Linked DNA regions of Homo sapiens: region 1 is linked to region 2. Evidence: read pairs that join two places in POLR2A ChIA-PET (ENCODE). Cell type or tissue: PC-9. All regions are shown on one strand.

The links. ChIA-PET counts read pairs that join two places held together with the same protein. Peaks named below come from ENCODE experiments on the same cell type or tissue, not always from the same donor. Only the 100,000 strongest peaks of a DNase experiment are listed, where the experiment ranks them.
Region 1: POLR2A ChIA-PET joins it to region 2 with 5 read pairs; 1 of 35 experiments calls an interaction of 5 or more read pairs at or near these places.

What each region holds. Positions count from the first base shown.
Region 1 is chr6:35,397,333-35,405,332 of GRCh38, forward strand. The region is part of intron 2 of PPARD (peroxisome proliferator activated receptor delta); the gene reads left to right. Among named protein-coding and RNA genes, the nearest start is that of FANCE, 51 kb to the right of the region's middle. In PC-9, no CTCF peak of the experiment used is centred here; DNase peaks (open chromatin) are centred at 3,619, 4,359 and 5,409; H3K27ac peaks cover 5,602 bases.
Region 2 is chr6:35,022,705-35,030,704 of GRCh38, forward strand. The region is part of intron 11 of ANKS1A (ankyrin repeat and sterile alpha motif domain containing 1A); the gene reads left to right. It also overlaps the pseudogene HSPE1P11. Among named protein-coding and RNA genes, the nearest start is that of TCP11, 110 kb to the right of the region's middle. RefSeq lists an enhancer at 2,038-2,187. In PC-9, a CTCF peak has its summit at 3,201; DNase peaks (open chromatin) are centred at 2,177 and 3,867; H3K27ac peaks cover 3,907 bases.

The DNA.
Region 1 (8,000 bases), 370 kb after region 2:
CCCCCTCCCGCAACCACCACCACCACAGAACCACCAACCCCAACGTCACTTGGCAGATTAGCAAAAGAACTAGCCAGACGCTGCTAGGCCCCTCAGGCTTCTAGATTCGCTCTCCACCACATTTCTACCAATTTATGCTCATCTTGATAAGCTCCTCCTTTGAAGGGTCTGGAATGGTCTGGAGTGGTCTGGAAAGCAGGGTCAGATACCCCTGGAAAACTGAAGCCCGTGGAGCAGTGATCTCTACAGGACTGCTTCAAGGTGCGTGGTGAACAGACGTCTTTTTGCAATTATGCCAGTTGCTCCTCTGATACTTGAGGGTTATGTGAATCTAACAACAGACAAAAATCTCTGCCTCCTGGGGCTTATATTCTTTGGGAAGAGACAAGCACTAAACAAATAAGGAAATATATATACACTCTGCCAGATAGCCATAAGACGGATGGAGAAAGTTGAAGCAGGGAAGGGAGATGGAAGTACCTGAGGGTGGACTACGCATATTTGAAATAGGGAAGCCAGGGAAGACCTCACTGAGATGGCCACATTTGAGAAAGGACCTGAAGAAGGTGAGGCAGTGAGCTGTGGAGGTGGGTAACTGGGGAGGGGGAAGAACTTTAGCTAGAGAGAAAAGCCGCTGCAAAGGCCCACTGAAGGCAGGATATGCCTGCTGTGTCGAGACCAGCAGGAGGCCGTGTGCCTGGTACTTAATATACCAGAAGGAGTGGAGCAGGCAGGGGTACCAGTTCCAGAAGGACTTGCTGGCAGGTATTAAGATGGGCTTTTTCTCTGTGATAGGAAGCTCCAGGAAGGATTTGATCACAGGAGGGACAGAATCTGAATTGTATTTTAGAAGGATCACTTTGACTGCTGTACAGAGAGTGGGTGGTGAGGTGGGAGGCAGAAGCCAGAAAGCCAGTTAGGAGGCTGTTAAGTAATCCAGGCAGGAGATGGTGTTGGCTGGGACCAGGGTCATAGCAGTAGAGGTGGTGAGAAGTAATTAGATTCCGTATATTTATTAAAGGCAAAGCCAGCAAGATTCCTTGACTCTAACTTAAAGGTTGGAGTTGTCATTTACTGAGATGAGAGAGACCATGGGGGGAAGGTAAAGGGCTCGGTTTTGGATGTGTTAGGCTTGTGCTGCCATTGGACATCCGTGTGGAGGTGTCAGAGAAGCTGGCCTGGAGAAATAAATTGGGGAATCATCAGCATACTGAAGGCATTGGAAGGCACAAGCTGGCATAAGATCAGAAAGAGATGGAGCGTAGATGGAGAATGAAAGAGACCTTTAGAGATTAGGAAGAAAATTACTGACTGAGACCAACAAAGTAGATTGATACGGAGCAGCCAGTGATATCAGAGCAAAACCTGGGAGGAAGCCAAATGAAGAGAAGGCGTAGAGGAGGAGGGATCGAGCAGTCATATCACTATCACATGCTATCGTGGGTCAAGTAAAATAAAGATCATAAGTGTTACCGAAAGTTTCAAAGTACAGTGACATTGGCCAGGCGCGGTGGCTTATGTCTGTAATCCCAGCACTTTGGGAGGCCAAGGTGGGTGGATCACTTGAGGTTATGAGTTCAAGATCAGCCTGGCCCACATGGTGAAACCCTGACTCTACCAAAAAATATAAAAATTAGCCGGGCGTGGTGACGCATGTCTGTAGTCCCAGCTATGGGAGTCTGAGGTGGGAGAATTGCTTGAATCCAGGAGGCAGAAGTTGCAGTGAGCTGAGATCGAGCCATTGCACTCCAGCCTGGGCAACAGTGAGACCCTGTCCCCCAAAAAAAAGGCCGGGCGTAGTGGCTCATGCCTGTAATCCCAGCACTTTGGGAGGCCGAGGTAGGCGGATAACTTGAGGTGGGTTCAAGACTAGCCTGGCCAACGTGGTGAAACTCCATCTCTACTAAAAATACAAAAATTAGCTGGGTGTGGTGGCAGGTGCCTGTAATCCCAGCTACTCTGGAGGCTGAGACAGGAGAATCACTTGAACCGGGGAGGCAGAGTTTGCACTGAGCTGAGATCGTGCCACTATACTCCAGCCTGGACGACAAAGTGAGACTCTGTCTCAAAAAAAAAAAAAAAAAAAACAAAGGCTGGGTGCAGTGGCTCATGCCTGTAATTCCAACACTTTGAGATGCCAAGGCGGGAGGATCACTTGTGATCCGGGAGGAGTTCAGTTCAAGACCAGCCTGGCCAACATGGTGAAAACCCATCTCTACTAAAAATACAAAAATTAGTTGGGTGTGGTGGCATGAATCTGTAGTCCCAGCTACTCTGGAGGCTGAAGTAGGAGGATCACTTGAGCCTAGGAGGTGGTTCAGTGAACTGAGGTCACACCTGCACCCCAGCCTAGTGACAGAGCAAGACTCTGTCTCAAAAAAATCACCTACCACCCTCTTCATACAGGGGAACTTTCTTCTATTCTTTTTCTAGTCATTTTCATGAGAATCATGATCTTTATGTAAATTCGTATTGTATTTTTCACTTATGTTATTAAATATTCTATGAAAACATGAGTTTAATGACTAGGTAATACTCAGTTGTCTGGGTGTGCCCTAATATATTTAACCATTCCTCTATTATTGGGCATTGGGCCATTTCTGATTTTTTGTTATTATAAATAACATTGCAGTGAACAGCTCAGTGTTTTCCTATAAGGGGAAGTATAGGGTCAAAGAACGTGAACGCTTTTAGGTGAGACTTGAACTTGAGATCCCTGGGTTCTCCTGGACAGACCGACCAATCACAGCTTAACTGTGGGATTTTTCCATGTCTCCTCTCTCCCTGGGAAGGTTGAGAAGTCTCTCTGCCCTGCAGATCCCTATTCCTGCCTCCCCGCTGCAATTGCACGTCCCATTTCTCCTGGGCCAGTCAGAGTTTCATTGCCTCTCATGGGGCCTGCTGGCCACCCACTCAGTGGCTGCCCTTCTCCTTACCACCAGCCTTCGTCCCCTCACCTAGAGCATTCACAGGCGAGCAAGAGCCAGTCAGAGCTTCCCTCAGAGTAGGGGGTGTAGTGATAAATGAAATAGCCCTGCCTTCACTCATCTCACTGGGTCGATTAAGTGATGTGTGATGTACCTGAAAGCACTTCAGGAACTTAAGAGTCTCATGCTCTACCAACTGAGCTAGCCAGGTGCCCTTAAAGGGCTGTCCTAGTCTTAATTGTTTGTAAAGAAATAGGTAGCTGGGCATGGTGGCTCACACCTGTAATCTCAGCACTTTGGGAGGCTGAGGCGGGTGGATAACCTGAGCCCAGGAGTTCGAGACCAGCCTGGGCAACATGGCAAAACCCCGTCTCTACAAAAAATACAAAAATTTGCCAGGCGTGGTGGTGCACACCTGTGGTCCCAGCTACTCAGGAGGCTGAAGTGGGAGAATCACCTGATCCTAGGAAATCGAGGCTGCAGTGAGCTGTGATTGTGCCACTGCACTCTAGCCTGGGTGACAGGGAGATCTTGTCTTAAAAAAAAAAAAAGAAAAGAAAAAGGTATAAGTGGTGGTGTCCACATTGTAACCACAGAGCCCCTAAAGCAGGGCTGTTGACCTATGGTTGGCATCCTGGTCACAAGAGCTCTGTGTCAGATGTGTGAGGGGCTTGGGTGTAGTTGTCAAGCCTGGGAATGTGGCTGTTAGTATCGATTGGCCTCATGCCAAGCAGTGCCAAGCGCCACGTCTGCTCCCCAGATACCTGTGTTTGTATGTGTGTGTCATAGTCGGGAATCACTGAGACCAGGACCTCTGGGAGGCTGAACCCTGGGAGGGCAGAGCAGGAACAGGCCTTGGAGATGATCTAATTCTGACATTTTACTCAGTGAGGACACAGGTGGGGCAGCCAGAGAGGTACTCAGCTCTGAGTCAGGGCCCCATCCCTCAACTCCTCAGCCTGAGTCTTCCCAGGAACACAACAGGCAGCTGCTTCCCAGACCTTGCAGGGCTCCAGGTGGCCTTCCCCTCCTGCCGACTCCCTTGCCAGGTTTGCTGTAACTATTGCTCCTCCGAGCCTGGCTGAAATCATCTTCAGTCTGTTATCACCTTCAGTCTGTTCTCATCTTCAGTCTGTTCTCCACAGCAGCCTGAAAAGTCTTTGTAAAAATGCAGCTCTGTTCCTCCCCATCCTCTTCATAACCCCCTTGGCTCTCTGCTCCTCCCAGAATAAATACCCACATCCTCAGCTTACCCTTCAAGACGCTGAGTGACCTCTAGCCACAGCCCTTCTCTCTACCCACAGACAGCCCAGGTCCTCATTCCTTGGGCCTTTTCACATCACTGTTCCCATCACCCTGGAATCCCACTCAGCCTGCCTGGGCCAGAGGCTACGTAAGGTCCTCAGGAAAGCGTCTCCTGGCCACTCGCACCTGACTCATGTGCTCTGAGTGCCACACCTTGCTTGGCATTTGTCCTTCATAGCCCTGGTCATTGCTGGCTAATGTAGCCTGGCACATGGTGGTAGGTACTTGACAAATATTTGTTGAACAAGTGAATGAAACCAGCTGGCAGGGACCAGAAGGGCAGAGGGGCAGGGACAGTGTCCACAACCATAGCCCCTGTGGTCTTAGCTGAGAAGGGCTCTGGCTCGGTCTCTGGTGAGTCTCTCTGCTGGCCGGCAGAACCACCCTACCCTGGAAGCCCTCTCCATGTAGTGTGAGGGGTCTCAGGCCCATTCAGGCTTCAGTAGGAGAGATCTGGGTCTCTTCTGGGACCTGAGCAGGCCTTTCCTTTACCTCGTTGGCATCTCTCAGCATTTTATTTGGTTTTAAAAATGTCTCCCCCTTCCCCCGACCAACCCCAGATTATAAAGGTATCCCACGCTCACTGTGAAGAAATTGGATAACATAGGAAAATATAATTAAGAAAATCGAAATCACCTACAGCTCCACCCCTCAGAGAAAAGTACCCTTAACATTTGTGGCCATGTCTTTTCAGTTTTGTTTTTATGCATGTGTATGTGCTTTGACATTGCTGAGCTTCTCTTTGTGAAAACCACAGATTTTTCGCAGTCTTCAGTGGCTGCGGTCAGAGGTGGTCAGCACGTTAGTGCTCCCAGTGGAGAGGTGATGCAGGGATCTGGGTGCCCCTTTCTCCCTACTGCAGGTGGGTGGGTGGGCACACCCAAGGCCCCCTTCTGTGGCAGCTTTCCTATCCCTGGTGAAGAGTACCCTCCTGTCTCTGGTCTCTTCTCCAGGACATTCTCCAGCCCTGGAGGCTGTTCCTAGGGGGCTGCCTCTTGGGGCAATGGGAAGAATTGTGGAATGCGTGGGTGGCCTCCTGGCTGTCTTTTCTCTGGTTCCAGCACTCTCTGAACAAAACCAGCCCCAGGCCACTCCTGGGGATTGGCCTCAGGTGACTCTCTGGGCTGACTCTGGCCAGCTAGAAGGCCACCCGGGCTTCTCCTGTGTCCTTAAGAGGGTGGGGTGACCTGGATTGGCAAATAGTAAGCAGAGAACACGGCAGAGTTGCTGGCCTAGAAAACCAGGTCACTAGGTCAGCACTTGGATTAATGATTGATAAGAAAGGTTGGGAGAGAATCAGCCAGACCCATTCTCCCATGACATCCCTCACTTCTGATCCCAAAAGCACCTGCCACGGAGACGGGGCAACCTCTGTCTTGTATCCAGAGGCTGCCCCTTATTCCGTTGCAGTATGGGAGGAAGGAGGTGACAGCAACTGGGTCACCTGCATGTGGGGCGAGAAGGGGAGGAAGGTTTAGGCCCTTCTCCCTGAAAAAAGAAGCATGTGCCCAGAGTAGGGGGCTCCCTGCCGGTTCTCTCCCCACAATTGATGGTGAGGCAGGGAACTGGGAAGTTCTGTCTGTGGAGGTCCCTTGGGTTTCAGCAGGCTAGCACATTTCTAGGACTGGAATATCACCATACAATCCCTTAACACAAGCCATGGGTGATAATAATAGCAGCAGCCACTGTGGTCCTTATTTGTAGGACCCTTACTATCTACCTGGCACTGTTAAGCAGTTACTGCATCGTTATTTATTCCACACAGCAGCCTCTCAGGTTAGGTGGTAGTATTCCAGTTTTAATGTCTTCCCCAAGTCATAGGATGGGAGGGATGAGCCAGGGTGTGAACCCAGGCCTGACTGAAGCCGGTGGAATTCACTTCTTTGGAGTATTGCATCTCGATGGCAGTAATATATGAAAACTGATACAGTGGCAAGTGCTACAACTCAGAATAGTGTGGCTAAGGCTCATGTTTTTAGTATATTTATTCATCCAGCAAACGTATGTTGAGGACCCACTAAATGCCAGGCACCGTGCCAGGTGCTGGGACCTACCTCAGTAAGATACAGGGCATTCTCTGGGAAACTGATAACATGGTGAGGCCAGAGCAGTTAGCAGACATTGCAGTTTGGTGTAGTGATTGCAGATCTGGAGGGCCCGGGTCAGGGTTGTGGTGAGAAGGAACAGAATGGAGCTAGTCCAGGAGAGCTTCCCGGAAGAGGAGGTGCAGACAGGTCGCGAAGGAGAGAAGGTTTTAGCTAGTGGAGGGGATGGCATTCAAGGCAGGTGCCAGTTCAAGCCTCCATGCTCAGGGAGTGATGTGGGATCATGAGGCACATAGGCAGGCAGAGCAGGAGGATAGGCCTGGAGAGGGAGGCAGGGACGAGAGCCTGTGGCTGTCTTCAGCACACAGGAGTCATTTTCTGGCAGTAATGTCCAGAAGGGCTTTGACCAAGGTGTTCTTGACAGAAACAGCTGGGGACTGGCAGCCAGACAGAGGATTCAGAGGTGATGGCTCCAGACTGAGACTAAGGAGCCCCAGCTGGGCAAGGACATGCCAGCTCCTGGTCCAGTCTTACCCAGCACCATATATGAGGCACACAGTAGAGTGGCTAAGACTTGAGCCAACCTGCCTTGACTCAAATCCTGCTTCTCTAGTTACTGTGTGACCTTGAGCCAATTACTTTGCCTCTCTGTGCCATAATTTCCACGTCAGTTAAATGGAGATGATAATAGTACCTGCCTCTTAGGGTTGTTGTGAGGATTACATTTGCCAACATACACAGAGCATGGTGTGTAATAAGTCCTTGGAGAAGGGAAGCTAGTACTATTGTGATGGAGGTGGTGATCCAGCTTAGGCTCTGGTACAGTAAGAAGGTCCATCAGGCTGTACCATGTGGCAGATGGAGCCCATGGAGGATGGAGGCCCCTGGCACACTGACTGTCCCCACTCATCCCCTGGGTAGGGCAGAAGTGTTCCCACACCGTACAGCCTGCCAGTGGGCATCAGGGAAACACCTGAGTCACCACGAGGAGTACGAGGCACTTGGGGGTTGCCCAGCTGACCAGGAGCACAGAGGGCTGCCCTGAAAGTGAGCCCCTCCCTACTCCTAGCAGAGACGGGGAAGGGAGACAACTGGACTTGGTGGGAAGGACTGGGCCCCAGGTGGCTTAGTTGCTCTGGCCCCAGACCAGGTCTCTCTAGAGCTCTGGGCCATTTGGGTTAAGCTTCTAACTACCACTGCCCATGAAATTCACCTGCCAATGGGCAATGGATGGAGTCATGCCCCTCCCTGCACCTAAGTTCTCTGAAGGGCTGAGTTTCTTCTTGGGGCCAGACAGTGGGTATTGGAATGGGAGCATGGGGGCTGCATGTGCACTGCAGGCTTTGTGTGTGTGTGTGTGTGTGTGTGTGTGTGTGTGTGTGTGTGTGTGTACACACATACATATATGTCAGAATTGGAATAGTCCAGGGGTTTGTTTTGCAAGAAATCCTTTTATTTTTATTTTTTGAGATGGAGTCTTGCTCTGTTGCCAGGCTAGAGTGCAGTGGTGTGATTTTGGCTCACTGCAACCTCTGTCTCCCTAGTTCAAGCGATTCTCTTGCCTCAGCCTCCCAGGTAGCTGGGATTACAGGTGCGTGCCACCACACCCGGATAACCAGGGGTTTTGCCATGTTGGCCAGGGTAGTCTTGAACTCCTGACCTCAGGTGATCTGCCTGCCTCAGCCTCCCAAAGTGCTGGGATTATAGGTGTGAGCCCCCTTGC
Region 2 (8,000 bases):
AAAAATATACAGATAAGGAGTGGGAAATTCACCCACATCCCTCCATGCATACTTAACCTCTGTTAACATTCAATACATATCCAAATTCGGAGTCTTAGTGTATTTACTGATTATAATTTGCTTTTCTTACCTAATAACTGCACGTTGTGGATATCTTACCATGGCAGCATCAATAAGACCTGGATTCAGATCGTCATTCTAAAAAGGCTGAGTATTCTCTTGTATGGCTATATCATAAGGTTGGTTAGTTTGTTGTTGTTGAAACTTCTCCAACCATTAGATACTGCACAGGGCATTTTCCACCTGCCCTTCAGGTCCAGTTCCTACCCTTTTCTATCTGCTTATGTGTCGTGCATTAATAGGCCAAGGGGTTGTTGGATTGGTTTTGTCCCTCTACTGAAAGCCACCACTCCTGGGAGGGACCTTCTCCCAATAGCTGTTCTCTCTGGGTTCTAGTAAACAGTCCTTCCCTTTGACCCTTCTGACCTAAGGCTCCTCACTGTGACTAGCTCCCCTCCCTGCACCTTACCCAAACCTGTGTAAATAATCCCATTACTAAGTTCCTTCAGGTGCACAATTTGTGCCGTCTTTTCCTGCAGGGACCCTGAGTGATACAGCAGTTTTTGGCACTGTTTCTATCAACTCTGAGCAAGCATAGATGGCTGTATGCTGGAGCAGTAAACATGACTCTAGCATGTAAATTGTAAATTAATCTTCATTTGCAAATGAACTGAAAGGCTTAGATATTCAGGGTGCTGGGAAGCAGGAGAAATTCATCATTTAACTGGAAGCACCAGAGCTGTGGCAGTAGAGTCATGGCGGGACCAGCATTTAGAAAGTTTCTTTCACTCTTTGACTGAATATTGGTTGAAAGGAGTGCAGCTGAAACTGTAACCAAAGGAGGCATTATGCCTCCAGGAAAATCTCAGGGAGAAGTATCACAAGCAGCAGTGGTAGCTGTTGGATCAGGCTCTAAAGGAAAGGGTAGAGAGATTCGACCAATTAGCGTGGAAGTTGGAGACAAATTTCTTCTCCCAGAATATAGAGGCACCAAAGTAGTTCTAGGTGACAGGATTATTTCTTATTTAGAGATGGTGACATTCTTGGAAAGAATGCAGACAGAAATAAATCACTATTGAAATGGCATCACGTGAAGCTGCTCCTTCCACTGAAGTCCTAAAATATTTCATAATATAATTTCCATGTCTTTCTTTATAATAAACTAAATTTCTAAATTTTATTTTAAACTTTCTTTATAATAAACTAATGATATATAAAGTAATGGCATCCAGTGTCTCTAAAACTTTGTTTTTCTGCACTGATATAGACATCTCCAAATAAAAATATGTAAATTTAACAAAATTAAAAATCCAAAACTTTAAGCCTTTCCCACTTCCTACTATAAGAAAGAAACCTGTTCTCCCTTCATCAAGCTGGCAGTGTCCTCAGCATCTCAGCTGTGTGTTCCTGCGGCAGAGTCTCCTTTTGGTATGTCTTTATCCTCTGTCTCTTGCACAGTGTGATGTACCCACAGCACACACACACAGCACCAATTAACATCTGAGATAAATACCTTGTAGGAATAACAAAAATGGCTTTCTGGTCATATTGTGGTTTGAATGGATAAAAAGTTTGTGATGACCAGATTAGCCTCTCACCTGCCTTTGAATGGGATTAAAGTTTATGAAAGAGAAAACCACAGAAGGCTGTTTGTCTACTTAGCATAAACATTGGAGTCATTTAAAACTTGGCTAAAGGCTTAAATGATAAATTTGTGTTTTGTAATCAGCTTTCATAAATATTAAATAAGTGGGAGATGGGTGAAGAGCAGGGACATGCTTTGTATGCATTTTGTATAAGATGAGAATAATTTCTGGCACAGGATTTTGGGAATGTCCTGGCTTTGTCTGAAATGGTAGCTGAGGAAACCCTTGGCTCTTGAATCCTTTTCCTGAGAAGTGAAGTGGCAGCAACTGGGAGGGCACCCTTTCAGGCCAAGTCCAGAAGTGGCCTCGCCACCTCGCCCTTTCCAGCTCTTTCTCATTAGAGGCATGATGTCATCAAGAGACAAGCTGATTGGTTCAACTCCATAGAGGCTTTGGCTGCTTTTAACCCTTGGGGGTTAGGTGTGCAAAAAGAAGAATGTAAAATAAGGAGATTTGCATTTCCACTGATGATGACTAAATTTCCCACGCCATATTCTGCAATGTGCATTGTTCCTCTTTATGTAAACAAGCATGCTGTGTAGTCTTTTGTGCTGAGCAAAGCCCTCCCGCCCTGAACAAGAATGTGACACTCCTACCTCTGGGGAAAGATTAGGACCTGGAGTGTCTATTTAAGTTGTTTCCAAGTATACAGAGTAGTCACAACTGTTATCCTAGATGAAACACCCTTTATATTTCCATTGGCTTTAGGTGGTCTGGTAATATTGAGGTAATTTGTTCATATTTTTAAAATAATCTCATTTATTTTATAGGCAGCCCTAAATAAACAGTTTTGGCCTTTCTATCAAAGTGATTTTTGTTAGCCTAGATTATATATGTGTATACACACACACACACACACACGCATATATGTATGCGATGTGTGTGTGTGTGTGTATTTATGTATGTTTATATGCATTTCCATGGCCTTGATGCTAACAGGAGAAACTCCACGGTGTTGTGAATGAGCGGGAGTTAGTCCTGGCTCTGCAATTGACTGGTGATGAGAAAACTGGTGTGTTCAGCACCTCTCTCTCCCGCTTGCTGGTCCCTTGCTGCCATCACGTCTCTAACTGGACAGGTGCTGGAAAGCGGGGTTGGGGGAGTGGGGGAATGCACCCTCCCTGCTGCTGCCACTTCACTTCCCACCGATGCATTTCCCCATTGCTGCTGTCCCTATCTGTTACTCATCTGTTTCCCTCTTTCTTTTTGCCTTTGCTCTTTCTCCCCTTTTCTTCTATGCTTTTTTGTCTTTTTTTCTTCCTCCCTACTTTTCTCATTCATTTTTCCTTTTCATTCTTATTTTTACAGGTGGAGTTAAGGATAGGCTTCTCTTCTAGCCTCTCAGCCCTCTGTACCAGAGGGATTTTGCTTTTATTTTTTCTTTTTAACATTTTTTCCAGGGTTGACCCACATTTCTATTCTGCACCAGCATTTCTGCCACTCGTGGTATCCGCAGGCCACCACACCCACCGCCAGCCCCAGTCCCCCACTAAACAGCCTGGTTCCCTTTAGCTGCAGCAAGAGGGCACCATCAAGCACCAGGGAGGGAGCTGGGGTATTTGCAAAATCACCAGCAAAAGGAGAATTTTCCTTTTCTCCCTTTTTTGTTATGTTACAAACTGAAAGCTTGGGTGACAATGAATGTAGGTGACTATAGATGAGAGGAATTTGACCTTTATTCCAGTCCATACAAATGCTGAGAATCAGAGAAGGAAACATTTTCTGGGATATTCTTTTTATACTTTGGTTCTGGTTTTGTATCTTGTTTTTCTAGTAAAGTATCAGTAGGATACAGAGTGCGTGATTTTGTATGACTTTGGGAATAATAGTTCATTTTATATTATTCTAAGCAATTGTGTCTAAGAACAAGTAGAGGTATTTTACATAATCAGTAATAGTATAAAATTGAAGTATATTTGTATTACAGTTACACGTTCAGCTAATTTGTTGAGCACCTGCTCTGTTCCAGGTAGGCTGTAAGTGCTGGGGATACAGCAATGAACAAAACAGACAAATCCTCTTGCCCTCATGGAGCTGGCTTTCTAGAAAGCTAGAGGGGAATGAGAATTTAAAAAGAATGAATAGGTAAAAATCGTAGTATGTAGTTGATGATGGGAGTGGTTATGAGAACAATACAGCCAAGAACAGGATTAGAGGGTGCGGTGGGAGGATTGCTGCCGTTAGGTGAGTCAGCCAAGGAAGGCCCCTTTGAGGAGGACGTGAAGGAGCAAGCTGTGCATGCTTGGGGTGGGGAGGGAGAAGCATGAGTGGTTATTGGGCTACTTTCTCTTAATTAATTTCTCCTGTAAGAGAAATTTAAAATCCTACCCTACACTTAATATTGTCTTACAAATATACCTTATAACTTGACTTTTACTTTTAACTTCCTTTTTCTTTAGTCATGATTGCTACCTGTTGCCTTTCTCATCTTGGTTTTTTTCCTTGATTTCTTTATTTTAAGCTGTTGGGTGCATGCTTTTAAACATGCACATACCCACATTTTTAAAAAGCTATTGAACTAGAATGAAATCATAATTTCTCAAACTTGATCATTGTTCTTGTTGTCATCCTAGGCAAGGATGTTGGGTGAGTTCTGGCAGAGGGGCTGGGTTATAGGTCATTGTCTTAGGAAATGCCTTTCCATAAGCTCATTGCATACTCAAGGCAGAAATAAAATCTGAAAACCAGGATCACGAAGCAAAGGGAAGAGAATTCAAAATTACTAAGACCAGAAGATGGCCAGAAATCTCAGAAATGGGAGATCCAGTGAGGGAGGCCAACTGATTGGGTGTTCATGGAGGCAGGGAAGGTGAGTTGAGGGTATGCCACCACCACTTGGAACACAGAAATGGTGCTGATGTCCTAAAAGAGCACTCACCACAAATAATTTGCCCTGATGAATCTTAAATACATCCTCTCAGGAGCCAGGCCCATAGGTAATTACAACCAGTAAGAGAGGGAGATGCTGGTGGCCTCAGACATTCTCTGATCCTGGGTGGACTTAGGGGACATCAGGGTAGAGGGAGCTTCTTAGAGACCAGATATGAAGGTGGTCTGTGTGTATGCATGCACGCATGTGTGTGTATATATCCCAGAGAAGTTTAATTTGTTTAGAGATATGCTGTGTGGTCAGAGTGGCAGCCAGATGGTGGGGGATAGGCTTTTTATTATGTAAGACTCTGAGAAAACAATTAATCTGGACCTCATTTGCACTTCCTTTGAAATGTGTGACCCTCAGAAACAACACAGGGTCTTTTCCTGACCCCAGTGTTATGCCAGCATCCTCAAAGATGTGCTCTCTGATCTCAGCTCTGTGAGATGAGATCAGATCATGGACGACTACCCTCCCTGCCTAGGGCTCCTTTATCCTGCTTTCTTCTCCATAGATGTTCCCTTTTGATGCTACCAGGTGAGTAGCCAGTGGGTAAGAAGAATGTCTGTGGCCTGTAGCTGCTGGGCAGGGCCAAGATGCTGAGCGAATCTTTCCCAGGTATCCTACTCTTGCTCACAAGCTCTAATGACCCAGTCTCTGGCGCCACAGGGCCCACCTGTCCATAACTCAAGGCAGCCTGTTTTATTTGCCTGGACAGGTGGAAAACTGCCTAAGCTCACTAGGTGCCTACAAATGACAATTTATCTGGCAGTCTGTTCTTGGCTGTCCTGATTTAAACAGGCAAGAAGCCATTGTAAACTCAGCTGAAATGTTGTGGTTTGTGTAAATGTTCTGGTTCCTTTCCTTTCCACTTTGGATCTAGTTATTTTCAACAGAACTTCCCCCAAAAGCATGGAAGAGCCTTATATCCATTATGCAGTGGGCATACAGTCCTGGTTTTGCAGCTTGGGCCCTCTGTACTGGGCCAAAGGACAGTGAAGAGTGCCGTGGAACTTGGGTGCAGTGGCAGAGGACTGGCATCCCATCTTCACACTGTACTTCAAGGGTGGAGATCTCCCAGCCTCAAGGTCATAGGCTGTTTCTGTGTCCTTGGAGGGAATATATAGCTTAACCTCCATATCTAACTGTATGTAGAAATCTAGGCAAAGCTAACCCTAGAAATGGAATGTTTATACCTTAGGGATTTTGTATTTTTAAAATTATAATACCTGAATCTAGGTGAAATTTTAAAGGTACCAAAGACTATATAGTGAAAAATAAGTCTTCCAGATTTTCAGTTCTTCTCCCTGGTGTTTTGAATATCCTTCCAGAAATATTCTCTGCATGTAGAAGCATTTCTGACATGTTAAGCATTTTTCTTTTTAAAAGACAAAATGGTGCTGTCTCATGTGTACTGCTCTGAACCTTGCTTTTTTCATGTAATAGTAATTTTTTGAAAATCATTCTAATTGAGTACATGAAGTTTTCTTTTTTATTGTTCATAATATTCCATGGTGTGCATATACTATCATTTATTTTTGTTTCTTGTAGGTGGACATTCTACATGTTACCAAGCTTTTACTGATTAAAGCATTGCTGCAATGCAAATCCTTGTACAGAGTCATTGTAAGATGTTTCTAGAAACTGAACAGCTGTGTGAAAGAGTTTGTGCGTGTTAAATTTACTTTCCTACCCACAACATGTAAACACCTTATCAACATGAGGGTGGTCAGCCTTTTAGTCTCTTTTTGGTTAACAGATTGGTAATGTTATCTTATCTTGGGTTAGTTTTAAAGTGTGTTTCTTATTATGAGTGACATTGGCATCTCTTTATATGTTTACAAAACACTACTTTCTATATTCCTTTTCTCTTTTTTTTTTAAACGTTGTTATTGAATTGATCTCTTTGTTACTAATTTGTAGAAGCTCTTTGTATTTGAGAAAAATTAGCCCTTTATCTATGATATGATTTGTCTTTTGGCCTTGTGGTATTTTTATGTTTTTTTTAACATGTGGAAATTTAGAATTTTTATGTAGTTGAATCTATCAATCTTGAATGACTTCTGCTTTTTTTTTTTTTTTTTTTGAGACAGTCTTGCTCTGTCACCCCGGCTGGAGTGCAGTGGCACAAACTTGGTTCACTGCAACCTCCATCTCCTGGGTTCAAGCTGTTCTCCTGCCTCAGCCTCCTGAGTAGCTGGGATTACAGGCACCTGCCACCACGCCCAGCTAATCTTTGTATTTTTAGTAGAGACGAGGTTTCACCATATTAGGCCAGGCTGGTCTGGAACTCCTGACCTCAGGTGATCCACCCACCTGGGCCTCCCAAATTGCTGGGATTACAGGCGTGAGCCACGGCGCCCAGTCGACTTCTGCATTTTGTATCCCAGTTAAGAAGACTTTCCTTACTCTAAGATTACAAATATATGTATATTATTTGTATATATACATTATATATATTATTACATATACATATATAATTACATATATAATATATACTTATATGTAATATACAAATATATATTATTTGATTACAAATCTATTTTTTATATATATATAGTTACATATTCTATATATATACACACACACAAACACATAATTTCCTCCTGATATTTTATGGTTTCATTTTTCAGGTATAAATCTTTGTTTCTTCGGAATTCATTTTGCTATGAGGAGTGCTAGACATCCTGTTGATTTTTAGCAACAATTTGATCTAGCCCACTATTTGATTCACTTTTCCTGGTGATGAAACTAAAGCTTTGAGAGCTGAAATGACTTGCCTACGGTCTTAGGGTTGATAAATGTGGGAAACCAGTTGGAACTACATCTTCTAAGGATTGTATTTAGAATATAGGTGAGCTAAACCTTTATTTCAGCATTAATTAGCAGTTACTTTTCATTTCCTCTTGTTTCAACCCAAATTATTGCAGCTTTATCTTACTTTTTCCCTCTAACTGCAGACAAAAATATTGGTCTTTGTGTATGAAGGAAAGCAACTTACGAAAGGAGTCTCCTGGGAGAAGCATGTGTTTCCTTTTTTACCGTAATATTAAGACTCAAAGCATTTCTTCCCTTTACTGCTCTCTAAGATGGGGGGCTGTTAGGTTTTTCTTTTGTGACTTGAAAAGTGAGGTGATGATTTCTGGCAAATTCTAAAATTTGGAATTTGGAAGGAATCCTAGTTACCATGTAGTCCAGCTCCCTTATGAACAAAGTCACTTCTGTGTTGTCTAAAAGTGACCTTCTTTACTACCGTACTTGACTGGTTTAAAAATAATAATAGTAACTAACTAAATAAATAAAAATGATCTTCCAACTTTTGCTTGTAAACCACAAGTAACCCCCTCTACCATCCACCGTTACGTCTATGAAATAATGAAAAATCCTTTCTCATATCCAGCTAAAATCTGTGACTTCCACCC